2 separate regions of the Homo sapiens genome follow, and region 1 is linked to region 2. The links are chromatin loops, found by intact Hi-C in ENCODE. Cell type or tissue: endothelial cell of umbilical vein. All regions are shown on one strand. Each heading gives the region's core, and the rest is flanking DNA. Links, peaks and the distances in the headings are about the cores only. Region 1 has its middle 31 kb from the start of ADGRL4. Region 2 holds the start of LOC107984998 (a long non-coding RNA gene).

Region 1 (15,019 bases), core at 7,020-15,019, 150 kb before region 2:
TTTCATGTTGGCCAGGCTGGTCTTGAACTCCTGACCTCAAGGGATCCACCTGGCTTGGTCTCCCAAAGTGTTGGGATTACAGGCATGAGCCACCATGCCTGGCCAACTATAACACTTAAGCTGAGCAATCTTTTCTGTGATTTAGTTTCTTCATCTTTAAAATGAATAATGATAATTTATTGCCTCTAAGATAGTTACAAAATTATGAGTGATAGGTTGGGCAATTCGAATTTTGAATATACACTTTGTGTTAATTCTTTTTGTTATTGCCAAGAAAGGTGGTTTTTCAGTAGAAGGTAATAAAGACAGAATTAAAAATAATTTTATTCGGATTAATTTGTAATATTTACCCAAAGGATACATTTTAAGACAAAAATAATTTGTCTTGGCTGATTAAAAAATTATGCTAGAGTAGTCCTATAACAACTTTCAAGTATTTAAAAGTCTTCCCACAGAGAAAACATCAAACCCAGATAATTTTACATGTGAGTTTAATCAAATTTTTAAAGAATATATCATTTAAATCCATTTTATATGAATATTGAGAATGGGGGAAGAAAAGCAACCTGGCCTATAAGATTTGTACAACATGGAAACTAAAATTAAGCAAAAATGGTGTAAATAAAAGATAAATGTCAAATCCACTAGTGTATAAGAAAATAAAAATCCATTGATGTATAGGAAAAAAGCAGTTTTAATTTATCACAAGAATTCAACTTGAAACAACTATGAACTTAGAAAATTTTCAAGTGAATTTATCACCCTAAGTGGCTAAAAGGGAAAAAAATGGAATCACTTCAATAGATACAGAAAAGAATTGTTTGATGAAACTCAGTGTTCATTTCTAATTTCTAAAAGTATGATATTTTAAAACATCTTTAGAATGATAACGTGTTAAATTTAAGCATCCGTAGAAACTATCAGTCTTAATAGAAAACATTAGTCATATCGCTTTAAAATCAGGAAAAAGACGAGGCCTGGTGCAGTGGCTCATGCCTGTAATCCCAGCACTTTGGAAGGCTGAGGCAGGTGGATCTGCTGAGGTCAGGAGTTAGAGACCAGCCTGGCCAACATAGTAAAATCCCGTCTCTACTAAAAATACAAAAATTAGCCAGGTGTGGTGGCGCATGCCTGTAATCCCAACTACTCGGTAGGCTGATACACAAGAATCACTTGAACCCCGGAGGCAGAAGTTGCCATGAGCTGAGATCACACCACTGCACTCCAGCCTGGGTGAAAGAGTGAGACTCTATCTCAATAAATAAATAAATAAATAAATAAATAAATAAATAAAATCAGGAAAAAGACAAAAATGACTTTTATTTTCACTTCTTTGAAAGTTGTGCTGAAAACCTGGCACAGTAAGAAAAAGAAGTATGGCCAGGAGTGGTGGCTCATGCTTGTAACCCAGCACTTTGGGAGGCCAAAGTGGGCAGATCACTTGAGGTTGGGAGTTCAAGACCAGCCTGGCCAAAATGATGAAACCCCATCTCTAATAAAAATACAAAAATTAGGCTGGGCGCAGCGGCTCACGCCTGTAATCCCAACAGTTTGGGAGGCCGAGGTGGGTGGATCACCTGAGGTCAGGAGTTTGAGACCAGCCTGGCCAAAATGGCAAAACCCCGTCTCTACTAAAAATACAAAGATTAGCTGGACATGGTGGCATAGGCATGTAATCTCAGCTACTCAGGAGGCTGAGACAGGAGAATTGCCGGAATCCAGGAGGCGGAGGTTGCAGTGAGCCGAGATCTCGCCATTGCACTACAACCCAGGTGAAAAGAGTGAGACTCCATCTCAGAAAAATAAATAAATAAAAATAAATAAAAAAAAATTAGCCAGGCTTGGTGGTGCGCCCCTGTAATCCCAGCTACTGGGGAGGCTGAGGCAGGAGAATTGCTGAACCTGGAAGGCCGATGTTGCAGTGAACTGAAATCACCCCCTTGCACTCCAGCCTGGATGACAGGACAAGACTCTGTCTCAAAACTAAACAAAAAAAAAAAAAAAAGAAAAAGAAAAGAAAAGAAATGAAAGAAAAAGAAGTACAATATGTTAGGATTGAAAAGAATAAACAAAGCTGCTATTATGTATATATTATTACACATGTATATAACGTATGAATTATTCAAAATAATAAGAAAGATGGACAAAGTAGATCGATACAGACTCAATATATAAAAGTCAAATGCATTTTGCTCCATTAAAAAATACCACTTGGGCCAGATGTGGTGGCTCACTCCTGTAATCCCTGCACTTTGGGAGGCTGACGTAGGTGGATTACGAGGTCAAGAGATCAAGACCAAACCTGCCAACATGGTGAATCCCCGTCTTACTGAAAAATACAAAAATGAACTGGGCATGGTGGCAGGCGCCTGTAGTTCCAGCTACTCGGGAGGCTGAGCCGAGATCGTGCCACTGCACTTCAGCCTGGCGACAGAGCGAGACTCCATCTCAAACAAAACAAAACAAAACAAAGCACTTACCATTTACAAGAAATACAGGTAACAGTATATATAATAAAAATTGGAAGACCTGCCTAGAAAATATTATGAAATATAATGGAAGTCATTAAATAAAATTTAAATGAATGGTGAGTTATACTGAGTTTAAGCCTGCCATTTCTCCACAAACTGATCCACAGATTCAATAAAGTTCTAAACAAAATCTCAATAGAGTTTGAAAAATCAACAGAAATGTCCCTGAGGTTGGTAACAAGTAAGATGCCTGACAATACCAAGTGGTGGTGTGGATGTAAATCGAGTGAAAGTGTATATTTTGCTTCATTGACTTAGCAAAAAAATGATGCCTAACACTCAGCAATTATATTTCTAGACATATAGGCCAAGAAACTTGCACACCTGCCCTGGGAGACAAATACAAAGTGGGTTATAGCAGCTTTGTTTGCAGCACTATAAACAAACAAAAAATAAAAACAAAAACTTGAAAATGACCTCCATGAATATATGGAGAACTAAAAATTAAACTGAAGTATATTCAAATAACATAATATTTTTCAGTAATGTAAAGAAATAAAGGTATAAGTCTTAGAAACAATGAAGAAAGAGAAAAATAAAAAGAGAAAGAGAAAAAAGATAACAAAGTATAATACCATTTTTATAAATTTCAAAAACAAACTGATTTGTTGTTCAGGGATAGATACATGCATGCTAAAATCATTAATGGAAAAAGCATACACAAGAAAATTTAGGGTACTGGTACTTTGGGGTGAAAGATTAAAAGTAAGAGATACAGGAGGATCAGTTAGTACATATAGTGGTATCTGGTTTATTATTATGCTTTAAAATATGTAAGTGTTTATACATGGTCTTTCATCTGTATCAAATATTTTATAATACAAATAATTTATAAAATTTTATAAACAATGTAGTTGTGAGTAAATAATGCTTGCTATAAATTGAAGGGGATCTGTGTTCTAAAACTATTAAAATCATACTATATAACTTAATTTTTCCTATACTATTGACCCAGGGTATCCTCCCTCTCTTTAAAACTCTTACAGCATTTATCATAGTTATATCCACTCAGCAGGCAGCCAATGAATATTAAATGACAGCAATTATGACATTTATACTTATGTTAATTTCTATTGTATTCTTTAGGTTGATGTTACTTGGACAATTTGTTCTCTCATTTGGCTATTCTAGTGAGGTTGAGTTGCAGTAAGCTAGAGTTTTTTAGTTCATGTCAATGTAGGACCCATGATTAATTACACATAAAGAACAACTTGCTTTCAGTTCAATAAATTTCACACCTGACCTTTTTATTAGAATCTATATATTTTTTTAAATTAAACACCTTTAAACTAGAAATTACAAGGTACTTCATGAATATTGACTCATTGGTTTCCATAAAATTTCAAGAGCGGTTGTTAATATTACTATCCTAATATAAATCTAAAAATCTTAATTTTTATAAAGGTGTGTAATTGGAAGTAAATTAGGCATAAGTTGTTATAGGAGTGGTTTCAAGTATTTGGTAAATGAATTATTAATCCTTCCAAATACTTCGTCTGCACTCAGTCTGTTAAAAAGCAGTGTCAACATTTCTTGACAAGGAAATTTGATATTGTTGTATAAAAAATTATAAACACCTCAATAGATTATCTCAACACTCAAAAATTAGACACTAAAATTATTATCTCTAGGGCATAGAGATGCCACACTTTGTGGCTAATTACTGACATGTTTCTTCCTAGAAGCCATAATCCACATGTAGAGCACAGGCTTTGCATTCAGAAACCCTAGTTTTGAATCTTCCTTTTGCTACTTACAAGTTCTGTGATGCTGGGCAACTGAGCTTTGCTTTTATCAGGGAATGTAAACACTATATCTGCCTCATAGTTTTGCTATAAGCATTAAATGCAATGATGCATATCAAGCACAATTCCAGCATGTAGTAATTTCAGTAATGGTAGCAATTTTCAGTCATTGTTTCATAATAAACCTGCAAATGCTAATATGGAATATGTCCACCTAGACCCATGTTTATGATAGAATTGATTAATAAAGACAAAAATTTAGATTAAAAAATTTACCTTTCTGAAAAGAAATAGACTTCAGCTGACAGATTGTGTTTGAGACTAGTGCTAGACAAAATTATGATATAGTAATTCAGTCTCTATCCTAATTTCACTTCTACTTTTGCCATTCCTTTGATTTGAACCCTTTGCTGGATCTCCTGCTTCCAGCACTCTCCCAAACACCAATTACTCTTTTTACATCTAACCCCTCACATTATGCATTATTACATTAGCTAATAAAGACTGAAGCGTTGCAAAGATATCTACACTTATTATTATTATTATTTTTTGAAATGGAGTCTCACTCTGTCACCCAGGCTGGGGTGCAGTGGTGCGATCTCAGCTCACTGCAACCTCTGCCTCCCAGGTTCAGGCAATTCTTGTGTCTCAGCCTCCCTAATAGCTAGAATTACAGGCATGTGCCACCACACCCTGCTAGTTTTTGTATTTTTAGTAGAGACGAAGTTTCACCATGTTGGCCAGGCTGGTCTCAAACTCCTGATCTAGGTGATTTGCCCTTGCTAGCCTCCCAAAGTGCTGGGATTAGAGGCATAAGCCACCACATATCTGAACTTTGATATCAACACACAAGAGAGTGAATCACTTAGGTTGAAATTTTATTAATGAACAGATCATTAGGTGATATGTCATCACTTTGAGCTGCCTGTTCAATCTTTCTCTTGTCTTTTTGTTTTAAGTGTTGATAGTGAGGTGACTAGGATAGTTATACATACATATTGATATGGTTTGGATTTGTGTCCCTGCCCAAATTGTATGTTGAATTAAATCCCCAATGTTGGAGGAGGGACCTGGTGAGAGGTGATTGGATCATGGGGGTGGATTCCCCATTTCTGTTCTCATGATACTAAGTGCACTTTCATGGGATCTGGTTGTTTAAAATTATGTAGCAACTTCCTATTCTCTCTTCTTTTCCAACCATGTAAGACATCCTTGCTTTCCCTTTGCCTTCTGCCATGATTGTCAGTTCCCTGAGGCCTCCCTGGTCATGCTTTCTGTACAGGCTGTGGAAATGTGAGTCAATTAAATCTCTTTTCTTTACAAATTACCCAGTCTCAGGTTTTTCTTTATAGCAAAGCAAGAATGGACTGATACAGAAAATTGGTACTAGGAGTAGGGTATTACTCTAAAGATGCCTGTAAATGTGGAAGCAACTTTGAAACTGGGTAATGGGCAGAGGATGGAAGAATGTGGATGGCTAGGAAGAAGACAGGAAGATGAGGGAAAGTTTGGAACTTCCTAGACTTGTTAAATTGTTGTGACCAAAATGCTGCTAGCAATATGGACAGTGAAGTCCAGGCTGAGAATGTCTCAGAGGAGATGAGGAACTTATTGGAAATTGGAGCAAAGGTCACTTTTATTATGCATTAACAAAGAGATTGGAAGCATTGTTCTTCTGCCCTAGAGAGATGTGAAACTTTGAACTTGAGAGAGATGATTTAGGGTGTCTAGCAGAAAAAAATTTTAAGCAGTAAAGTTTTCAATATGCAGCCTGTCTGCTTCCAACAGCATAAGCTTATATGCATGAGCAAAAAAATGATCTGAAACTGAAATATATTTAAAAGTAAAGCAGATCATAAAAGTTTGGAAAATTTGCAGCCTGGCCATGTGGTAGAAAAGAAAATCCCATTTTCAAAGGGAGGAATTCAAGCAGGCTGCAGAAATTTGCCAAAGGATGGAGGAGCCAAATGCTAATAGCCAAGACAATGGGGTAAAAACCTTAAAGGCACTTCAGAGACCTTTGCATCAGTCTCTTCAGTCACAGGTCCAGTGGCCTAGGAGGGAAGAACAGTTTCATGGGTTGGGCAGAGGGCCCCACTGCCCTGCACAACCTTGGGACACTGCTCCCTGCATCCCAGCTGTTCCAGCTCCTGCAGTAGCTAAGAGGGCCCCAGATACATCGCAGGCCACTGCTGCAGAGGGTTCAAGCCATAAGCATTGGTGGCTTCCATGTGTTGTTAAACCTGCAGGTGTGAAAAGGGCAAGAGTTGAGGCTTGGAAGCCTCTGCCTAGAGCCTGAAGGATGTATGAAAAATGCCTGGATGTTCAGGCAGAAGTCTGCTGCAGAGGTGGAGCCCTCATAGAGAACCTCTACTAGGGCAGTGAAGAGGGGAAATGTGGGATTCGAGCCCACATACAGAGTCCCCACTGGGGAACCTGCCTAGTGGAGCTGTGGGAAGAGGGTCACCATCCTCCAGACCCCAGAATGGTAGATCCACTGAGAGTTTGCACTGTGTGCCTAGAAGAGCTATGGACACTCAATGGCAGGCCTTGAGAGCAAGCTTGGGATCTGAGCCCTGCAGAGCCACAGGGGCAAAATTTCCCCAGAGCTTGGAATCCCACCTCTTGCATCAGTGTGGCCTGGATATGAGACATGGAGTCAAAGGAGGTTACTATGGAGCTTTAAGATTTAATGATTGCTTGGCTGGATTGTGAACTTTCATGGGGCCTGTAACACTTTGTTTTGGCTGATTTCTCCTTTTGGAGAGGGAATATGTACCCAATGCCTATACCCTCATTGTACCTTGGAAGTCACTAACTCTTCAGATTAACAGTCTCATAGGCAGAAGGGACTTAACTTGTCTCAGATGAGACTTTGAGTTAATGCTGAAATAAGGTAAGAATTGGGGACTATTGAAGAGTTAAAATTGTATTTTGCAATGTGAGAAAGATGTGAAATTTGGGAATTGCCAAGTGCAGAATCATATGGTTTGGATTTGTGACCCTGCACAAATCTCATGTCAAATCGTAATTCCCAATGTTAGAGGAAGGGCCTAGTGGGAGGTGATTGGATCATGGAGGCAGACTTCCCCCTTGCTATTCTTGTGATAGTGAATGCGTTCTCATAAGATCTTGTTGTTTAAAGGTGTGTAGCACCTCCTCCCCTGTCTCTTTCTCCTTCTCCAGCCATGTAAGACTTGACTGTTTCCCTTTTGCCTTCTGTCATGATTATAAGTTTCCTGAGGTCTCCAAGCCATGCTTCCTGTACAGCTTGTGGAACTGTGAGTCAATGAAACCTCTTTTTTTCTTTTTTACAAGTTACTCAGTCTCAGGTAGGTAGGTCTATAGCAAGACCAATGTGAGAACAGACTAACACACACACACACACACACACACACACACACACACACACACACACTCTATTATTTTGATCAATGAGAAAAGTTAAGTCATTTAGCTTGCAAATGCAAAATGTAACTCTGAGTAAGCTTTGGACCGTTTTCAGTTAAAGCAACCTCCCCAAGTTTTGCACATTTTCTGAAAATATGTGCACATTTTTAGGTTTCTCCTGAACTTTTCCCAGGACCTTTCTGCCTACATATTTCTTCTAATGTTGTCCTGTATCATTTAATGCAGCCATTCCTAATGCAATGACTGATCAGAAAAATAGAAGTATCCTGACTGGCTGTATTCACCCTTCCAACTTGGGCTGGGTAGGGTTGGTTTCTGCTTTGGGAAACTTCTATGTCCTGGCAACGTACCTATAGATTTCCTTCTCTGGGCTGATTTGCCTACAAATTTCTCACAGATTGAGGCACTTTATTCTTCTTTCACAGCATATTAAAAATACTTTTATTACAGCATATCTGTGCTGTATTGAAATTGTATGTTAACTACCTCATTTTTTTAAAGTGACCTCCCAAGTTTCTGAGCTGTATCTTTCCATTTCTGTGTCTTAAGAGCCTTGTAGAGGAGGTTCTTTACATGCAGTAAAGTTTGTGAAAGATTGAAAAATTGACTTTCCTCTGTCCAAAGTGTCACCAGTAGTGGGTTGTGACTGCAAGTTGTCCAGTTCCTTGGCGTTTTGAACAAAGAATTGGACATAATGCCCCGCAAAGCAAAGAAAGAATGAAGCAGCAGAAGAATGAAAGCAGGGATTTATTGAAAACAAAAGTACACTCCACAGTGTGGGAGCAGACCCGAGCAATGGCTCAAGGGCCAGGATAGAGAATCTTCTTGGGTGCAAATACCCCCTAGAAGTTTCCCATTGGCCACTTCATGCTCACCTCATGTAAATGAAGTGGTAGCCCACAATCAGTCTGATTGGTTGCAGAAAGCAGCCAACCAGAGGCTGAAATGAAGTTGCCAAGGTCACACTCCTGTGCAAACATCTCATTGGTTGCAAGAAGCAACCATCAGAGGCTAGTGTGAAGTTACAAAGTTATACATTGCATGCAAATGAAGGCTCACCACAATCAATCTGATCGGTTGTGGACAGCAACCATTCAGAGGCTGGAGTGAAGTTACAAAGCTGCAAAGGAAGATTCCACCTGCAATCAGTCTGATTTGCTGGGGACAGCCAATTTCTCATCTGCCACGCAGAAAAAAATGGGGTTCGCAAAGGGAGTAGCCCCTGGTCCTTTTGTTACTTAGGTGTGAAAAGTGAGAGTTTTCCTTTCAATTCAGTTCTATGAAGTTGGTGTGAAACAGCCTTTGGTTCCCTGCATCTACACCCAAATCTCCTGTCTCAAAATCAGGTTTCCCTTTTGTAATTTTGGCATTTATAATAACTTATTATACACATTTGTCTCTAGAGGTCTTCTTGAACACACATGGCCTTGAAATAACACTTTCTAAACATTAATAGCTATTGATAAGCAAAGAAAATAAAATAAAATAGAATTAATCAAATTTATCTGCTTTTTAAGCATTTAGATTCTGAACTTAGACTTGTATTTATTTCTAAAATGTTTGAATGGAATGAAAAAAATATTTACCAGATACTTAGGCAGTGGAAATTCAGTATTTGCCACAATATCAGTTGAATGATCCAAAAAAAGTTAAATGATTCTTAATTTACTTAAATTAAGAGAGCAACAGTTTTAAAAACATTGAGGGCTAATTACAACTAAATAAATTAAAATATATGCACATCAAAATATACATGTATGGGTACTTTATTTTCAGCAACCAACTGAGAAATTCCTGTTTAGGCAAGATTCTACCCACTCAGAAGTTTGGTTGATAAGCTATCTTCATGAAATACATAATAATAACTCTGTGTGTGTGTGTGTGTGTGTGTGTGTGTGTGTGTGTGTGTGTAGAGAGAGAGAGAGAGAGAGAGAGAAAGGCTGCTGGTTTTGAAAGTGGAATGATGATAGTTCTACTATTTCAAGTATCAATAGTCTTATAAGGTAAAAATAGTGACAGTCTAATCAGATCTAACCAAAAATTTAACCAAAAAAAAAATTTTCAAGCTCTCTTTTTGAAACAACGCTTTACATAATATACTTACATTCATTACTAATCTCACTCAAGAATACAGGTAATGATACTCTAAAGCCAGTGAGCGAAATATGCAAGTAATATCTAAGTCGCGGTTAAGCTTCCTTCTTTCCTTTGACATGAGGTACTCTGAGACTTGTACATTTTTTCACTTATTCACCTTTTAAGTAATACAGTTTAATTTCAACGTATTAAAATCAGTCACAAAAATGCTCTTCCAAAGCATTTACAAAAGCTTCTGCTTACTAGTGTTTTAGTCATAATTTCAATTTGCTAACTTCCTTTGCAATACGTACTTTCGTTTCAATGTTTTCTCTTAAATCACCACCTCTTTCATGATAAATTGTTGTGATAAAAAAAAGTGCTTCCTCTGGTGGGACGATGTAACTATTCATTTCGCTAATGTACTTCACATCTGTCATTTGCAGTCCCTAAATACTTTGTCACAGCACGAAATAGAAACCTTACAGAGTAGGTCTATGAAGTATGTTTTCATTTTAAGTCACTATCTATGATGTAATTTGGAACAGTGGAATGATTAGATCAGTCTTTTCTTTTCTTCTGTCAGTACCAGAGACAAAGCATGTTAACTATAGAAATGTCAACTTTCATATTCCCTGATAAACTGAGCACTATTTCCAGGATTTATTCTAAACTCAGGCTTTGAGGGTGGGGACTGACCCTTATGTGCCTGCTCATACACAGTTAAGTAATTATTTGTGGTTGATAAGGACTACCTATTTTCTATTGACTTGAAGAAATTGTATTTGCAGTAGGTTTAAAAGAAAAAGCTGCCAGAGGAAATTTGGGTGGAACCCTGTCAATTCAGTTAATTTAAGACCCAGAGTTACTATATAAAGGAAGGAAGCAGATACCAACTCTTAAAAAAGACATCTACATTATCCAGAATAGTGCTCAAAAATATTATGCATTCAAATATATTTTAATAAGTGAATGTTGAGTAATGAATGACATAAAATATTTTTTACTAAATACAACTTTACCATAATATTAAAATATATTTGGCAGGAAAAATCCAAAAGGGATCCCTCTGTTAGGAGATTGCATTCTCTTTTATTCTTTCTTTTCTTTTATCAAATGATGCAGCCAAAGAGAGAGATCTGAATAAGACATAACGCAAGTGTAGAAACAAAAGTCCAGGAAATCATCTTAATTATATGTATTTATTTGTACAGTCTTTCTCTGTCACCAAGGCTGGAGTGCAGTGGTGTGGTCATAGCTCACTGCAGCCTCGAACTCCTGGGCTCAAGGGATCTTCCCATCTCAGATGCCCAAGTAGCTAGAACTAGAAGTGCATGCCGCCATGCCCAGACAATTTTGTAATTTTATTTTTTGTAGAGATGGGGTGTTGCTTTGTTGCCTAGGATGGTCTTAAACTCCAAGCAACCCTCTCACTTTGGCCTCCCATAGCACTTGGATTAGGGACGTGAGTCACCATGCCTGGCCATCTTAATTGTTTCCAATAAATCATACATTTAAACTACTTAACCTAGCAAATATTTAAATAAATTAAGAGAAAAATATTTTCTAAATTACTTAAGGCCAATCATAAAGAAATTACAATATATGTGAATGGAAATTAACACAAAGAAGTATTTTTGTTTTCAGCATCTAAATGAGAAATTCCTGTTTAGGTAGAATTGTCAGAAGTTTGACTGAAAAACCATCTTCATAAAAGTACACACGAATAACCTAGTATTGTGTGTGTGTGTGTGCATATATATATATATATATATATATATACATACACACATGAGTGTGTGTGTATGTGTGTGTGTGTAGACAGCTCATTTTGAAAGTGGGATGCTAATACTTCTGCTATTTCCAGCATGAGTCATTTAGAGGTAAAAACAGTGACTCATCAGATTTAACAAAAATTTAGCCAAAAACCTAAACTTTCAAGATCCCTTTTTGAAACAAGATTTTTACATAATATGCTATCATTACTTATTAATGTCACTCAAGAATAAAGATAATGATGTTCTAAAGCCATCTCAATAAGGAAGCCGTAAAATATTGTTCATTGTATCTTTATTTCATCTTTTAAAATCTGCTTTTGTTTATGTTTATGTTGTATTTAAGAGAGATTAATCCTGTATGGGATTATATATAAATATATGTATATTTGGTACTAAAAATGAAATGGATATATCAGTCTAATAATAGAATTCTGGAGGTAACTGATACTGAACTAACTGTAGAAGATTGATAGAGCTTCAGAACTTAAGAGGAGCTTGTGAAGAGATAAAAAGAAGCCTCAAAAACGTCCTGAAATTCATATGGATGGAATGGGCAAACATTACGCTAAGTGAAATAAGCCAAATACAGGAAGTCAAATACCACATATTTTCACTTATATGTGGAACCTAAAACAATAGAAGTCACAGAACCAAAAAGTAGGATGGTAGTTACTAGCAACTGGGCTGTGGGGGAATGGGAGGATTACAGTCAAAGGGTACAAAGCCTCAGTAAGGAGGGATATGTTTTATTTTTTTTTAGGTGAATTGCACAGCTTGGTGAATATAGCTGATAATTGAGTCCTTTATGTTTCAATGTTGCTGAGAGTAAATTTCTAATGTGTTCGTCAACAAATGTTAAATATTTGAAGTTAATTAGCTTAATTTACTCTTTCCATGTTGTATTAAAAAAGCGGAACACCACTTCTATAATTATATGCAACTGTAATTTGTGTATAATAAAAATAAAAATTAGAAAATCTAAGTGCATGTGCTGACCTGGATGTTTCTAAAGAGAGCCTTCAGAGCTGTCATGACATTATAAAAAATAGTGACTCATTTTAGCTTAAAAAGAGGCATATTATTCAATACCTTGCAGATTTATACTGAAAAATATTTAAACATATGAGAAACAAATATTTGGTATCTGTTAAGATATTTGAATAAAATAAATTGGATTTACTGTAAAATAAATAAGGCTTCAGAAAATGATATAGGTTGCAAAAATATATAATTGTGTCAATTGACTGAAATGCATCAAATAGCAGGTGTGACAACTGATAGCTAAAATGATATTTAACAGAAATTCGTATGATAGAATTTCATTTTTTCTTTCCCATTTCGTCATCAAAAATACACGATAGATAGAATAAAATGAAAACAGATGAAATGAATTTCCGCATGGGTTATGCAAAGTTGCATCTCCTCAGTGAAATCTTAGGAAGTCCCGAATTCATTCCTGTGATTATGACTGGAATGTGCAGAATCTGTGAATTACTTCTTCATTCTGCCAACTGACAAACTGCTCCAAGTGATGGAACACAAGGCAAAGGGAGGCAAGTTTGTTGATTAAGGCATCAGGAATTTTTTCCTTGCTCTCTGCTCTGCACCCCCTCCCCTCCTCATTTCCCTTTCTTTTTCTTTCTCCCTCCTTCTCTCCCTCCCTTTCTTCTTTTCAGTTCACTTCATGGTTTTAAAAGTTCCAGTTCCCTCAAAAACTATTATTCTGACATTTTATTTTCACAAATCTTGTCAAACATAGGTGTTAAAATGCAGTACATATGTTCACCCTGTTCTGAATTTAGTTTCCTAAAATAAGGAATAGAGTCCAGAGTAAGTTTAAAGTTGCACTAGAAAGTTTATTTATTTGTTAGCATTTGTTATCAACTCTTTCCTCAGTCTGTATGCTAATAGTCTTGTGACAGTTATACATTATTTGATGTCACCCAATGACAAAAGGAAAATTTACAACTCGTTATTAACTTTCTACATTGAATTTATTAAAAGAGGTACATAACTTTTATTGTGTCTTAATTTGTGGTAGTCTTTCAGCTACCTGAAGTTTATTTAAATGTATTATTTTTCACCAGGAAATCAGTAGTAGAACAGTTTCAAGAGGTAGCATTAAAATGTCTTTGACATATAAATGGTACAGTCTGTATTGCTGTACTTCAAATTTCATGAACTGTATCAAAGCTGGTAACATATGACATGAACATTCAGAAATACAGCTACAGATCATTTTCCTAAAATGTTTATTTTACATATCTTAACGTAGCTCATGAATGTTTATTTTGAATCAAAGAAACGTTATTTTATCTAAAAACAATTGCTACTAATTGTATGAGTACATTTTTATTAAGGGAATTCATGGCTTTAAAATAAAATGTGAATGTGACTAAACTAGATTCTTGCCAACTCTAGAAGTTTTACGGATATAATATGATTTATTTACTCACGTTTAAATCCAGAGAAAAAAACACTAATACTTTTAAATGTCATATAATAATTATATGGTTTTTTTTTAGATGTGCTATTTGAAATATAAGTAGAACTTGCTAAGGAGAAGTGCCGAATATCTAAAAACTTCAGTGAATAATTATTTTAACACCATTTGTTAAAAATATTTAATGAAAACTAAATACGTTTAATTTTCTTGCTTTTATATATTAATAAGTGAAATAAAGCACTTTAATCTCTGTATTTTAATCTTTTAACTCATGGAAAATTTTATTTTTAATATAAATAAACATGCTCTATGATCAGTGACTTTTTTCATGTGTCAGAAAGATGTTTTAAGTGAAACGGGAAAAGTTTGCTTGTCCCCCTACAGGGTTTGAGGCAGGGTGTGTGGCTCGCTTCTTCAGTGCTACGCTGCTCAGACCTCTAGGGGAGCATACAGATGGTCAGGCTGTGCGGCTCCGACCCCATGGCACTGTCTAGGGTTGAGTGTTTACAGCTCCTGAACCCCCAGTGGGCATGTATTACTGGGCGCTCTCTTAGTCTGCCATCTATAGGCAGCTTGTGTTAACCAGCTCAATTAGACCCTCTACCTTGTCACAAGAACAGAGGGCTTTCTGTATCCTGGGTTCTTGCCTTGGTGTATGGGAAGAATCAGATCACATACATGTGGGCTTGGAGAATGAGTCCAAAGTTTCATTGAGTGGGAGTAGCTCTCCGACGATAGGGGAGCCAGAAGGGAGATGGTTTTCCCTCAGAGTTGAGTCATTTGGCAGCCCCAGCTTTCCTCTGACTGCCCCGGCCAAACTCCGCCTCATGCCGGCCTTCGAAGGCCTGCCAGTGTACCCTCGTCTGTTAGTGTGCTTTTCTGCCAGCGTGCTCCCATTGACGTCCTCTCGACGTCCAGCCTCTTGTGTCTTCTGCCAAACTGTTTCTCTGTCTCTGCCAGCTGCCTCTGTCTCTGCCTTGGTAGGGTCTCGGGATTTTATAGGCCCAGGATGGGGACGTGGTGGGCCAGGGT
Region 2 (15,674 bases), core at 7,675-15,674:
ACTGTGGCTGTACTCCTGATCCACAGGAACTCTGAGGTAATAAATTTGGTTTTTTAAATTATTAAGTTTGTGATAATTTGTTACATAACAACAGAAAACTAGCATACTTTAAAAAATGCTAAACTACAAAAAGAGCTATGTTTACCTAATTAGCCAAAAGAATTCTAGTCACGGGAGAAGGTTTTCAATAGATCTCTGGTGGTGGTCATGGAAATAGTGGCAATTGCAGGAACACCTCTGGTGTGTGACCAACAACAATAGCAACATAAGTGGAACAGTGATTGATTTCCACTTGCAGCAATGACTGAATTAAAGAAAGCAATAGCAAACTAGGACAGTAACTAAGGAGTAAGAAAATAGGAAAGAGAAGAGTTTGAAAACATGGAGTCTTTGTAACAATACAGTAGGGAGACCTAAAGCAAATATATTTGCTACTTTTATTTAAGGTATGATTAAATCAAAGATGGTATAAACCTGCAAAGGGGCTATATTAATTAATGATATTTTACTCTACATATTAAAGAGTAAGGAATCAAGGGAATAAGATGTGGAAAAGTAGTTTATGACATAGAGTAAGAAGTCAAAAAAGTTCTGGAGTTTGGGATGTTGCCTAGCAACTAGGATGTTGTTCCACAGTCTTTGGATTTAATTGAACTTATGAAGTTTTGTTGCAAACAGACACAGGGAGGTAAGCTCAGAAAATATAAAAATTAATGTACCTTTAGCAAGGCTTTAGGCAGACCTGATAGATTTTCAAGATAAAACAACTCTGTTTGCTATTATTCTGACATAGCTTAGTTCCTTTGCTCTATTTCTATTACCTTTCTATCTCCTCTTTTAGTGTTTACTTGTTTGTCAGATAATTTCCTCACTTATATCTTCCTCAAATGACTTTTCTAACCTGGATAAAACATAATAATAATTTCATTCCCTTTGTTGTTGATTGAGTTACCAAACACTGACCCATAAGGCAGGAAGTCAAGTTTTCTGGAGAATTCTGGAAGGATTCTTGAGGGATTCCGGAGTTGTCTAGAAGGATTCTTTCTCATACAAAAAATTGAATAGCCAGAGAAGAAATGGCTAATTTTCTTGTTACAGGTGCTGTTGGTAGTGGGTTGTAGTTGTTAAATTGTTGTAGCCATTTTGCTTCTGGCTTGAGAATAATGCCATGCATAGTTCATTATTCACTGGGAAGTGGAGCTGGAGCTTTAACATGTAGCCCCTGACTATACCTGCTTCTGAATTTTTTATGTAAGGAAATATAATTTTCTAGTTATTCAATCCAGTTTAGGACAGGGTCGTTGTATTAGTCTGTTTTCATACTGCTCATAAAGACATACCTGAGACTAGGCAACTTACAAAAGAAAGAGGTTTAATTAGACTTACAGTTCCTCATGGCTGGGGAGGCCTAACAATCATGGAAGAAGGCAAGGAGGAGCAAGTTACATTTTACATGGATGGCAGCAGGCAAAAAGAGAGATGACTTGTGCAGGGGAACTCTTCTTTTAAAACCATCACATTTAGTGAGACTTATTCACTATCACGAGGAAAGCATGGGAAAGGCATGATTCAATTACCTCCCAGAGGGTCCTTCCCACCACATGTGGGAATTCAACCGGAGATTTGCCTGGGGACACAGCCAAACCATATCTTTCTGCCCCTGGCCCCTCCCAAATCTCATGTCCTCACATTTCAAAACCAATTATGCCTTCCCAACAGTCCTCCAAAGTCTTAACTCATTTCAGCATTAACTCAAAAGTCTGCAGTCCAAAGTCTCATCTGAGACTTTCTCAGCCTGAACTTTATTGCCCATATCACTATCAGGCTTTTGGTCAAAACCATTCAACAAGTCTCTAGAAAGTTTCAAACTTTCCCACATTTTCTTCTCTTCTTCTGAGTCCCCCAGACTATACCAACCTCTGCCTGTTACCCAGTTCCAAAGTTGCTTCCATAGTTTTGGGTATCTTTTCAGGAGAACCCTACTCCTGGTACCAATTTACTGTATTAGTCTGTTTTCATGCTGCTGATAGAGACATACCCAGGAGTGGGTAATTTACAAAAGAAAGAGGTTTAATTGGACTTACAGTTCCACATGGCTGGAGAGGCCTAACAATCATGGCAGAAGGCAAGGAGGAGGAAGTCACATCTTACATGGATGGCAGCAGGCAAAAAGAGAGATGACTTGTGCAGGGGATCTCCTGTTTTTGAAACTACCAGATCTCATGAGACTTATTCACTATCATAAGAAAAGCACGGGAAAGACTTTCACTCATGATTCAATTACCTCCAACTGGGTCCCTCCCACAACACGTGGGAATTCAAGATGAGATTTGCATGGGGACACAGTCAAACCATATCAGTAGTCTATTAGCTTCAGTTAGAAAGCATTGAAACATGTAATACTCCAAATATCTTTTGGCCTTTAAACTATTTTTGTAATAGGTAGGATTCATCATAGGTGACTGCCTCCTTCTTATCAACTTTGACATCAGAATTTGATTCCTGGGATATTCAGATGTAGCCAGAGATACAGATTCTCATTACAAAATCATGGTAACTTACATAAAGGACAAGCATACAGCTGTATTGCACAGAAGTGAGCACTGAGTTTTGCAGAATGTTTGAGATATCATGACCTGTTCAGGAAAAATACTTCATTGGAGAACCCCAAAAATTGAAAGATGAACTTGTCTCATTTAGTTAGTTTGCTCTACGTTGGTCCCTAATAGGAAACCTCAAAGTAAGACAACGAGAATATGGTCTTACCCCATTGAGGCTATTACAGTGGTCTCTAATGAAAAATAAACATTTCTCTAGTTAAGTTTTGTTTTGCCTTTGATGATGGAAATGCACTTTCAGATCAGCTAATATGTTAAAATCTATAATAGGAAAGTAGAAATACAAAGATAGATTACCCACAATATTTGCATGTTTATTTAAATTAAAAGGAAAAACACTATAAACCAATATAAACCAAATATCAAGACTATATTTTTTAATATTCTGAATTACTGAGCAATTTTTATCAGTTCTACAAAGAACTATACAAACTTTATATATTGTCTTCAAAATAAAAGCTACTCAAGTTTTTTTTCTAGAAGTTTTAGGTCATCAATTCCAACTGAAGCCAGCACTTCTTAAATTATAAGAATGAAATAAAATAAGGAGCTCATTTTCTGCTTTACACAACAGAAAATGAGACCTAAGAATAAACTGGTCATCTAGGTATCAGCATGAAATGTTTCAGAAAGGGACATGTCTCTCTTTCTTCTCCTCCTGTTTTTTTAAATGAATATACATGATAGAACAATGAATTTGTGAATGTGAAATAAGTTTCAGTTTGTTGAAAGAATCACTACAAATTTTACCTGATAAAATGATTATTCAAAACCCAAGAGACATTTCAAATAATAAGACGGCTTTGATAAATAAGTGTATATTAAAAAAACAGGTACTTTCTACAAGACAGCTATTCTTTTAATATGTTGTTTTCATTATTTTCCAGCAGAAAAAGAGACTGCCTGAATGCTAACAAATATCAGTTTGGTCTGGTATTTTCCAACAGATGTATCTGAAAGACAAACATTACATAAACCCATACATATCAGTGGAAGATGAGAAAAATGATGCTTAGGGCAATCTGATGGTATCCTCTAGTATACAAAGCTGTTTGTATCTCTTTTTTGATTATTTTTGTGTCCCAATTATTACACCCATTAGTGCCCTTAGGATAAAGCAACACAAAACAAAACACAACAAAGACCTGTCTGTCTGAAAATGGCAGACAGGTCTTTGAGGTTATAGATGGATTTATTGGTTCTCTGTTTCTAAATTCCTCAAAAGGACCTGAGCAATTTACTGCCTGAAAAATGTTGAGGACTGAGCACCTGGAGGCCTTTAATAATGATGATGGTAGGAAAGCTATGGAGTTAATTTTCAATGTGAATTATATTGAGTACTCAGGCTCAGAATGAAACTCCTCTGGTGAAAGAAAGGGAAATACAACATTTCGTAAAGAGGTTATAAAATGTTTGTTAGATTCTATGTGTAAGAGGTATCAACAACTATAAGAAATAATGCCTCATTCAGGCTCCAGTGAACAATATGAAATATGTCTCAATACCTATTTTTTGTTTTCGTTTTTATACTTGATATGATAATTTAAAGAACTAGCATAACAAGGATAGGTTTTTTCTTCTTTTTGAATAAACAGTATGGTCCTCTCTTGCACTAAAAATAATCTGATTTTGTGACTCTCCTAAATAAAAATAGGATGCATCATTCAAAATTTCTAACTTAAATAAATGGCTTTTCATGTCCACAGATGAATATTTAACAGTAAATTCTTGAATGATCATTCTACCATTTATTACTTTTTATTCAATAATATTAATTGAACTTCTATGTGCTAAGCAGAGTACTAGGAGCCAATGACTAAAAAGTGATAAACATACATGTGGCTTATTCATGTGCACTTTTTTGGTGCTTAGGATGTTTTAAGAGAAACCAATGAATAAATAAGAACTAAACAGGCAGTCAAGACAGTGTGTTAAATGCTCTAACAGGAGAAGCACCTATTTCTAGTTGAATTAAACCACATGATTTTTTTTTCAAAGCACTCAGCTCTCAAAGGCTCAACTACTTTATCCATAAAATAGGGATTATAATTTATTACCTGGGTGAAAAAAAATAAGTGAAGCAGATGCTTTCCTGGGACCTCTTGCCATCCTAACATTTATGATTCAATGAAATAATAATTTCCTGGAAATTGTTTAAAATATAAAATATACGCCAACCACCCATCTCCCCACAAATCACAGAAAAAAATAATCAAGGACACGGAGTCTGACACTATGACCTTGTTTTTCCTTTATGATCTTCCTGGGAGAGGTCTGTTTGGCATATAGAGATTCACAGTAAGAATGTAGCGGTGATTGGTAATGCTAATTTGCCATAGCGTTTTAGTTTTACCAGATGGCTCCATGGTTATCCTGGTTCTGGTTACCAGATGAAGCTAAAGTTTCCCCTTTTATGGATAAGCAGTAGGTATTTTTTAATATGACAACATTTCTTATTAGTATCTAATATTAGTATTCCTCTGAACAAATTCCATAAAGCAGTAAAAGAAATTACTGGGAAAAATTATTAGATTTCTCTAGGTTATGAATATCTTATGAAGCTTTCAAAACAGTATCAGGAAAGAAAGCTGATATAAAAAAGGAACTGGATACACTTCCAAAGAAGGTACTAATAACTGACATTGGTAGATTTGACATTTTAGCACATATCAAATTTTGTATCAGAGTTTGCAGAATATGGTACTAGCTCTGTGCATTTGCCATGTCTTCAAATAAAAGATAATACATGAATGACAACTGCCAATATGTTACTGCATTTTTGTATTTTAAATTTTCTCATTTACATTTTTCTTCCCATATTTAATTTAAACAATATTTGAGAATATAATTTTAACATCCACCCCCAAGTAGGCTAGAATGTCATGTATCTAGAATGATTGACATGGATTGCAATATTACTGAGACAGAAGAACACTGGCTAGTCAGTCAATTTTAAAGTTAATTTTAAAAATATATTAATTTTCCTACAAAGGGATGAGATAATTCAAGTTAGTAATGTGGTATCATTATCACCGTCATTATTATAGGAATAAAGAAATTGGAGTAGATGACAACTTAGGTCATTTCAAGTGATAATTGCTTTTGGTAGTTCTAACTTTATCATAATGCTATAAATTAAATGAAACACTGTATGTAAAGATGATTTGAAAATTATAGCATTCTGTATAAAAGTACATTTCAGGCCATCTGATGGCTAGCTGCTAGTTGATCAGTTAATTCAAACAAATGATCAATTCAGTCTCTTAAATAGCTTTACTTCTTTTTATAAAAATGGTTAGCTATGTTACTGTAATGACTGATTTTTAAGATACTGTTAGGGTACTGTTATCACGTTATTTTTGAGGTCAGAGCTGAAGTCTTATAGGTCAGAGTGTGAAGACGCTAAGCAGCATCACCCCTAAGCGTTCTCTAGTTAGACAAATCTAACTGCAGATGCTCCTCGCCTTACCATGGGGTTATGTCCCTATAAGTCCATTGTTAACTTGAAAAGATCCTAAGTCAAACTCTCATAACGTGAGGACCACCCGTACTACAGAATGGTTGGAAATGGATGTGAAAGAACTAGTGACCCAAACAGGATGGCATTTTCCTTCTGACTGAGGGAAAAAGAGAACCCATGAAAGAATGGCAGTTCAGGGTAGAAAGACTGTTGGTCCATGGTTATGTTGGGAGTATATTTGGGAATCTACTGTACCACTCAGGGAATCATTTAACTAAACAAATGATTGCTACCTTGCCTTCAGATTGCTAGAAGGATAAAAGCTATCATTTATTAAGCACCTACTTGGTATGAGACACCTGTTTATATGTGTGTTATATTATTTATCAATTTATTTAACAATATGGGCCTATGATATGAAAGACACTGTTCGTGGCATTGAAAATACAGCAATGACTGATATAAACAAGATTTTATTTTCATAGGGCTTACAATCAAGTGGAACTGAATTTTTTAAAAAAAGGAAAATTAAGGTAATTTCTGATGTCATCAGTGGTAAGGAGAAATAATATTGTAATTTTGTGGAATGACCAGGGCAACTTGGATCAGTGGAGTCAGAAGGTTACATTTGTTACAGAGCTGAGGAATGAAAAAAGAGTAGAGTAATACTGTCAAAACAAAACAAAACAAAAAGAAGAATTAAACTGCATCTACTTTTGCTGCAGAATTCCATGATAAGGGCAGAAAAAGTGTCATGAGATTTAATAAAACAGAGATCCTGGCAAACTTTGAGAAGATATGAATACAATTGAAATGGCTGAGAATGAAGAGATGGAAGTAGAGACAGTATACAGAAAACTCTCAATTAGTTTGGCTATGAAATAAAACTGGTAGTAGAAGGAGAGAAATTGGTGCCCAAGAAGTAGCATTTTAGTGTTGTGAGATTAGAGTATAATGATAGGCATAATCTTGAAGTATTAATAATACAGATAATGACAATAATGCAAAAATAACAATGATGGCTTATAATATGCAAGATATTTTTCTAAATGCTTTACCTGAATTATTTAAATTTATCACCACAACATACTTTCAAAAAAGGTATACTATATTGCATCTTGTTTTACAGAAATCTGAAAGAGTGAGATGAACTACTTTCCAAGGTTTTACACACAGTAAATGGCAAAGTAGTAATTCAAACCCACAAAATTTGAATATTGACACTCAAAGCACCTTAAATATAAAAACCTCCTCTCATAGACCACTGCAAAATCAACAAATTCCAATCTCTCTAAAGTTATCCAACACTGCATTTGTTTTGGGGTGAAGAAAAGGGGAAGTGAGTAAGGGAAATCATTACATAAAAATTACCAGCCCTAATATACATACCTGGTTATATATTTCAGGAAGCCTGTGTGGTCTTTTGAATTGAAATCTCCCTATTTTTTAGTTACGTGGCTGTGGCTAAATTCCAAATTTCTGAGCGTTAGTTTTCATTTTATAAAATTGAGACCTTAATGATTCTTTCAGTGGATTTTTGAGAAGTAAACTACGTTATATATGTACAGGTGTTTTCTCAGCTATAATGTGTTATACCTCAGTAACATAGCATGACGGTTTTTACTATGATTACTATTGTTATGGTTGAGTGCTGGACTATGGCAGCCATTTCTGAATTTTACCTCCTTTGCTGGATACTCCTCCATTCCCTTATTGGAGAAAAAGAAAACAGGGTCTGACATCTATGTAATAAGTCACCTGGATTATCTTTCCTTCTGTAGGTTGGGTTCCACTAACAGGAGGCATAAGTAGGTGAGTACAAGTTAGAGAGAAAGGATATTCTCTCCTGCCTGGAAGTTTTGAAATAGCTCTTGAGTTTTTTACAAAACCCATAAGTCCTGCATGTATCTTTGGTTCAGTTAATCATTCCCTCCTCTTTCCCCTTTAAGACTAGGGGTGGGGACATCTTTCTACTTATTGGTTCCCTATGCCTGTTTTTACCTTGGTCTCTTCATTAAACACTCTTCAATTACCCTTTCTGGCTACAACAAGGTTTTGTTTGTTTGTTTGTTTGTTTTGCCTAGATCCTGTCTGATAATCTTGTCCCTGAACAACTCTCATGGTGATATTCTCAAGGTCTTCTTGTTTTTTGTTTTGTTTTGTTTTTGTTTTTCCTGAAGTGGATTTTAATCTTTTTCCCGTGGCTCCTTTTAATAACCATCCTGTCCAGAGCATCTTGGTATTTTAAGTGTTGATTCCATTTAAAAACAAAAAGCAAAGTCACACAAAACTGTCAACCATAACTTGTGATAAGCATGAAAAAGCCAACATTAAAATCTAAGTTAAGTATAGACAAAAGTTATCAACAGTATTAATTACACATGTTGTAAAGACCTTCTAGATTTTGTATCCTGTTTCATTATATCCTCAGATAAGCAGAAGGTGTAAATGCTAACATGGTTAAAACTATCAGCTTTTCCTTAGTGAATTGCTTTTTAAAAGATATTTAATAAACCCTGATGTAAATTATTATTCTATTTTATCTACTAAAATATAATCTTTTATATTTAATTATATTAATATACATTAAATATGTTTAATTAATTATTAGTTAATATTTCTATTGAATATATACTGTTATTTATTATATTCTTTTTTATATTTAATTATTTAATCAAAGTAAAATGAATATTGTATTATGTGAAGTAGGACTCAAGTGTCATTTTTTTCAGCAGTAATTACCTATTGTCTTACTACAATTTATTTAATAGTTTATGTTTTCTCCACTTTGTATACAATATCAGCTCTATCATAAACTAAATTTCCATATGCCTATTCTTTCCGTTGGTTAATTTTTCTGTCCTTACTCACACCACCATTTTAATATAGACCTATAATAAGTCCTGATAGCTGTTTGGACACATCTACTAAACCTTGTTTGTTTTCCTTAAGAATGCCTCGCTATTCATGATGCTTTGTGTTCCCAGCCAAATTTTAAAGTTAGACTGTCAGCTACTATATAAACATGTAGGCATTTTAATTTGAATTGCTTTAAATCTATTAATTATTTTGGGACGATTGACATCATTGTGATACTGAAACTTTTAATATCTCCTATTTATGTAAATGTTCTTTGCTGGCTTTAAATAATGTCTCATAATTTTCTGAGTCATATAAATATTTACACATCTAGGTATCTCATTTTGTTTTGCTACTGCAATCTGTAGGTTTAGAAAAATTATATACTCTATTAATACACTTGGGTATTAATTTTAATCCAGTTGCTAAATCTTCTCATTAAATATAATAATTCATTTGCAGCTTTTCTTATGTTTTCTATGAAATCTATTTGTATATTTTTCTATGTAGATAATGATACCATCACAAATAAAGCATATGTTTTCTAGCATCCTGGCAGTTTTCATATGAATAATTATAATGTCATTTAGTTCTATTTTTAAAACTTCCATTTTGATTTCTTCTCAGACAAGTAACTTATTTTGAACTTTTAAAAACAGCCATTGTTATTTTTGCACCTTATTCCTAATTTTATATCGTTTCTTTATTAATATTTTCAAGAATTATGTATTTAAAAATATAATATCAGTAAAGGTACAATCACGAGGCTGTAACCATCTGTTATTTGACAGGGAAACTTCAAAATAAAGAATTACTTAGTACAATACACAATGATTAACTACCAAAGAATTGAAACAAAGCTTTAAGGGGCCCCTTTACTAACCAAATAATGGTGCGTCTCCTGAATGCTACTTTCTTAATAAACGGAAGCATCATTTATCCTGAGGACCAATTTAGAAACCTCTATTATTTTTATAAACCATTTATTCTCGTCTTATCAAGTCATCAAATAGTGAAGATTCTAGGCCCATCCAATCAAGTTTTCACATTGCCACCTAAGTAATATTTTAGAAATGCAAGTTTGATCATTTCTCTCTATTGTTTACAATAGTTCAATGGATCCTTCTTCCCTTGAAGACAGAGATCTTTAATCTGCCATAAAAGAATCTCCAATGTCTGGCTGAACCTGGTTTATTACCCACTTTCTGCCTTTTCTGCACTGAATTACTTGCCATGTACTAATGCACAACGGGCTTAGGTATGTGTATGTCCTACAATCTATCTTTCACAAAATTTTTACATGTATTGGTTCTTTGTATACTCAACATGGAGAAGTTTCACTCTTTTCCCCAAGTCTCTTTTCTGATAAATTTATACTTGACTTGTTCTGTTACTATCTTCAATTTAAGTTAAGCTGTTTGCTCAAGGTTATATATAGAAAGTTATAGATTCAATTGTACTGCTTAGTTTTCTGGTCTTTTAACTATGCTATTATCTGAAGGACAGAGAGACTCCACATCATAGCATGCATAATGGAGAAATAATTCTAAAGGACACTGTTAAGAATTTCACGTGTTTTTTAAAAAAGCACAGCTTCTTAAAAAAATAAAATTGTACTCACTCAGAAACTCAATATGTAATATCTACTCTTCTTCCAGCTTCCTGGGTGTAGCAGTTTGAAAAAAAAGAGCTGTATTTGTTGTCCTTATAGTATCAGAAACAATACAAACCTGCATGCCTAACAAATCATTTGTGGGATAATGGCAACTGGGTGGAAAGCTTAAGAAAAACAGGAAACAATCCTCATCATACTTTAAATACTAATCAAAACAATTTTTCTGTAGGAAGACTTATGGTGAAGCTAAGATCAACAAAATGAGTCATATCCGGTCCAGAACGAGCCAGGCATACAGGAGAAGAAAGTGTCAATTTAGGACTCATTTTACTACAGGGAGGAAGGTTCTGTAATTATGACAAAAATAAATTATATAAAGCATAACAGAATCATATGATATATCCTTATAAAAGACCTAACTATTCCAAAATTTCATGACTTTATCATTTCATCATATTTATCACATCCTTGCAGGATTATTTGTCCATGCAAAGCCAGTAAAAACAGGTGATCATTTAGCTGTATAATCTGATTTTGAAACCAGATTATTTTCCCCTCTTTGTAGTGGGGAAATTTCATTTTGTAATGTTTAAGAGGTTAAGCTCTATTAGTTACACATAGCTTTAAACCTCAACTGTGACATTTGCCAAATGTTGACCTTGGGCAACTTGCTTAACTAAGATTATTTCCCTGCTTCTGTACATGCAAATAATTATATCTATGCTATATGATTGCAATAAGGATATGGCATAAGGATGACTAAAATTGGATATCAATTAAAAAGTGATAAAAAAGTAAAAAAGAAATTAAAACTAGCTTATAGAAAAGGAAATGTATTTACTGGTTCTCATAACTCTTAGGTATAGCAATAGCTTTACTTCAGGTGATGCCTGACCCAGGTTTCAAGCAATGTTACCAGGACTCGATTATACTCTACACAGTCTAGCACATTTCCCTTATGCCAACTGCATTCACAGCTTTCCCTCCATTTATCATATAAAAATACTCTCATAGGTTTTCATATCCTTTCCTATTTATCCTGTAGAAAGTTTGGTAAAAATATAGATCTTGGTTTTAGGCATGTGTAGCAAAAGTTATAAAATACATATTGATTGAACTGTTTTAGATTATATGCTGCTCTTAGAACCATTCACCACAACCATTCACCACAACCAATAAGATTGACTTGGGCCTGAATCACATTGTCCATCCTTGGAGAGGGTGGTTGACCACTATCCTTCTGAGATATTGTAAACTGAGAGGGTGAAATGAATCCCTGAATAGAAATTAGATGGGGAGAGAAAGCCATTCTAGAAGAGTTAATAGATGCCAGGAAGGGGCTAGTGAGTAAACAAAAACTTCCTATTTTCTATAAAGAGGTTAACTTTGTAACTGCATATCTGACAGGTCTCAGTATGCAGCACTATCAGATAACAACCAATCAAACAAACAAGCAAATCAAACACTACTCCTTATTTGTAACACTTCATCCTCCCTGAAATTTTTGGTTTTAAGAATAACGATCATAAGCAGCAGACTTCTTTAGTTTTGACTAGATTTTCATTGAGGTTTTTCTTGTGGTTAGTAGGGTAGCATTTATGATTCTCTTCCTTAAACAATGAAGATCATCAAATAAAAAACATAAATAAAAATAAAAAGCCTTCATTTCTAATATATAGGAAATAATATGTTATTCTTCTAAATTATATTGGATTGGATAAATATAGAAGATTAAATCAAATAATTGCTGGGGTTCAATAACAGGATCATTCATAAATAATGTTCAACTGAGTGAAAGCACAAGGGAGTCCAATAGGTTCCACTCATCTAGGGCAAGTTAAATGGGAGGAAGTAAAACCAGTCTTACAATGATGGTGGCAAGTTGCCCTAAATCTGTCTGTGAAAGGTATTCAAAGGAAAACTTTAGACAAGTTAAATTTAACAGAGTTTAACTGAGCAAAGAATGATTCACAAATCGGACAGCCCCTGAACCAGAATAGGTTCAGAAAGACAGAAAAAAAAGTGATGTACAGGAAAGAGAAGTGAGGCACAGAAACAACTGGCTTGGTTACAGCCCAGTGTTTGCCTTATTTGAATGCTATTTGAACAGTTGGTTATAATATGGACAGAAGGCAGGGAAATACTGGGTAGAAGAGAGCGGTCCCTGGCAAAGGCCCTACCCTCAAGCATGGAAACTCACGGCCCTAAATGGGAAGAGGCATTCCTGTTTTCATGTCCAATGTTATTTCTTCCAAGACCGCTCTGGCCCACCATGCCTGGGGACAGTCAGAGAGGAGATAAGTTGCGGGATGGAGGAACTCCAGGGAAAGATCATTTTCCCACTCCATTCGCTTTCCAGGCCCCTATCCATCCCACTGAGAGCCACCTCCATCACTCACCGTCCCTCCCTGCATTCACCATCCTTCAAGTCCACGTGACCTGATTCTCCCTGGGTGCTGGACAAGGACCTAGGTACCAAGAGGTCAGGGTGTAAAAGACTGTCACCCTGACTTTCCACTGAGCTGGTTTAACACTTAATCAGTGGACAGCAAATGCTAAAAGAACATTAATTGTAACACACCTCAAGACGCTACCATGGGGTTGGAGCCCAAAAGCGCTCACCTGGGCTTCTGCACTTGTGCACCTGGCATGCTCCCCCTCCCATAGGGATTTGAGTGCACAGCAGCCAAGCAAACTAGCCACACCCCTGTTGCAAGTCCCACAGGGGAGTCAGGGAACTTTCTTGCTTCAGTCACCTGTGAGTAGTTGAAGTGTAGCTTCTGTGATTGACTGAGACAGGGCTGCTTGTTACAAGAGTAGACCATTTACATATTGAGTTAGGTTACTGCTCACTATGTTCAGAGAAAACTTCAGGCCAAACTAATAAGGAGGCAGCTTTAAGCTAAATTTGATTTAACAAAAGGCGGCCATGATAAGCTGATTCTTCACCAACCTGCTTTTCCTAGCCTTATATATATCAATTTGTTGCAGCTTTCAAGAACATTTTCCGGTTCAGCTTGGATTACACACACCTCTAGATGTTGCGACTTAGTGTTGTAACTTGCCACTCACATAAAAAATGACATGGTTTCTCCAACTCGATGTCTTCAACTATTTTTATCCCAAAGATCCAGTGTCAGTTTCTGGAAAGCCTGCTATAATGTGGAGGTAGTATAGAGCAATTTGTGTTCATTAAAAAGTATTTTTAAATCTCCTGGTTTATGACAGAACAGATATAGTAATTTCGTGTTTCTAATTGCCTGATATTCTGGGTATCCTGACTCAATAGAGACTGTTGTGTAAAGAAATTGGAAGGATTTTATTTGTAATAAGTAACTAATAGAGTTGGTTAAAACTTTAGCTCCTATGATATTTGTAGATTTTAAGTACAGTACTGCTACAAATGAAATTTCAGTTACCCTAGTTATTTATACAGCACGGTTTCAAACACAACCAAAAGGAATTCATTGAAACCTAACCACTATTAGTATGTTTATGCAGATAATGAAATTTTTGAGATTTTAAATATCTCTTACCTTTGGTAATAGGAGAAATGTGGGAAATAGTTTGTGAACTTATAAATACTTCAGGATGCTGGATTCTGTTTTAGGACCAACTTGAGAGAGATAATTTGTCCTATTTTGGCTAAAATGTAACTTCTGTAGGATAAAATATATCAAGATTCAGGCAGAAAAGAAAAATGGCAAGAAAAGGTTCTTACTTGTTATTTTCATAGTTTCTTAAAGGAAAATAAGCATTTCCTTATATTCTAAGAAGTGCATATTGAACCATCATAGGATAAATCGTTTAGTTGTGTTTTCAAGGGACACTTTCTCACTTTAACTTTCAGTCCCTGCCATGATTGCCTGGTTCCTCTCAAGGAGAGTTGAGAAGTGACTTTACTCAGGCTTTCCTCTGAGACTTAGAAGGTAAATAGTAGTTATCCTCTTTTTGTTCAAAGGACTTTAACTATTACCAAGTCTTGTTCCATGTGGAAAACAGCAGTGAAACATTAAGGACTTTTCAGTAATGTAAATGTTTCTTCACTGACTTTTTATTTGACGCCTTCAACACCAAGTTTTAACTTTGAACATTTAGATCTGCCACAACTGATTGTAAGTTTATAGAAGCTCTGTCTTTATGAAGATTTCACTGTTCTGGGCCACTGAGGAACAATTTGGAGAAATTATTTCTTTCAGTACTGTGAAAAGGACTCAGGAGGACTGGAAGTAGAAAATTACCTCACATGGTTGAACATTGTACATGAAGGGAGTAATTTGCTCATTTCAGTCCCTTCCAGGATCAGCTTAAGTACAAGAGGATATCTCATAGATTTATCCATTAGCATTAGCATACGGCACTGAGGAAAACTGCTAAAGTAAAAGTAGAATTTTGTAATTCAGCCTGGCCAATTAAAACCTACTATTATATTACCTTGCACTTTTACAAAAGCTTGTTTTTAAATATATTAAACTACCCTTTGGGTATTAATTAAAGAAGACACAGCTGGAGGCAGTGGCTCACGCCTGTAATCCCAGCACTTTAGGAGGCCGAGGAGAGTGGATTACCTGAGGTCAGGAGTTTGAGACCAGCCTGACCAACATGGAGAAACCCCATCTCTACTAAATTAAAAAAAAAAAAAATTAGCTGGGCTTGGTGGTGCACGCCTGTAATCCCAGCTACTCGGGAGGCTGAGGCAGGAGAATTGCTTGAACCTGGGAGGCGGAGGTTGCAGTGAGCTGAGATGGTGCCATTGCACTCTAGCCTGGGCAATAAGAGTGAAACTCCACCTCAAAACAAACAAACAAAAGAACACTCATGATTCACTTGAGAGACATCGTTTTTTATGCCAGGGCTATTGTTTTCATGTAAGAAACACCGCGCAAAGAGAACCAAGTTGTCCCAGACACAAGAACATAAACACTGTGCTCAACTGCAGTTTTGCTCTGTGTCTCTGTTGATTGCTCTACCTAAACTGCCTGTATCCTGGTCTTGCTTCCTGACATTGAAAACAAAATTCTACCAGCATGCTGCTGAGTCATAATGAAAGCCTAAGCCATTAAAATCACCAGTCTTTTTTAAAGTCTTAAACGTATTCTTGCTTTACCTTAATTTGTAAGAG

The links. A loop is a pair of places that touch in the nucleus more often than their neighbours do. Peaks named below come from ENCODE experiments on the same cell type or tissue, not always from the same donor. Only the 100,000 strongest peaks of a DNase experiment are listed, where the experiment ranks them.
Region 1: a loop joins it to region 2, with 4 times the contacts of the local background. A loop is called at or near these places in 2 of 110 quality-filtered maps.

What each region holds. Positions count from the first base shown.
Region 1 is chr1:79,030,657-79,045,675 of GRCh38, forward strand. No RefSeq gene overlaps it. Among named protein-coding and RNA genes, the nearest start is that of ADGRL4, 31 kb to the left of the region's middle. In endothelial cell of umbilical vein, for the core only: no CTCF peak of the experiment used is centred there; DNase peaks (open chromatin) are centred at 10,265 and 11,715; H3K4me3 peaks cover 610 bases; H3K27ac peaks cover 2,604 bases.
Region 2 is chr1:79,177,785-79,193,458 of GRCh38, forward strand. It overlaps LOC107984998 (a long non-coding RNA gene), which reads right to left and starts at 10,696. Exons shown (of 5, transcript XR_001738111.2): 1 at 10,559-10,696. In endothelial cell of umbilical vein, for the core only: no CTCF peak of the experiment used is centred there; a DNase peak (open chromatin) is centred at 10,767; H3K27ac peaks cover 1,963 bases.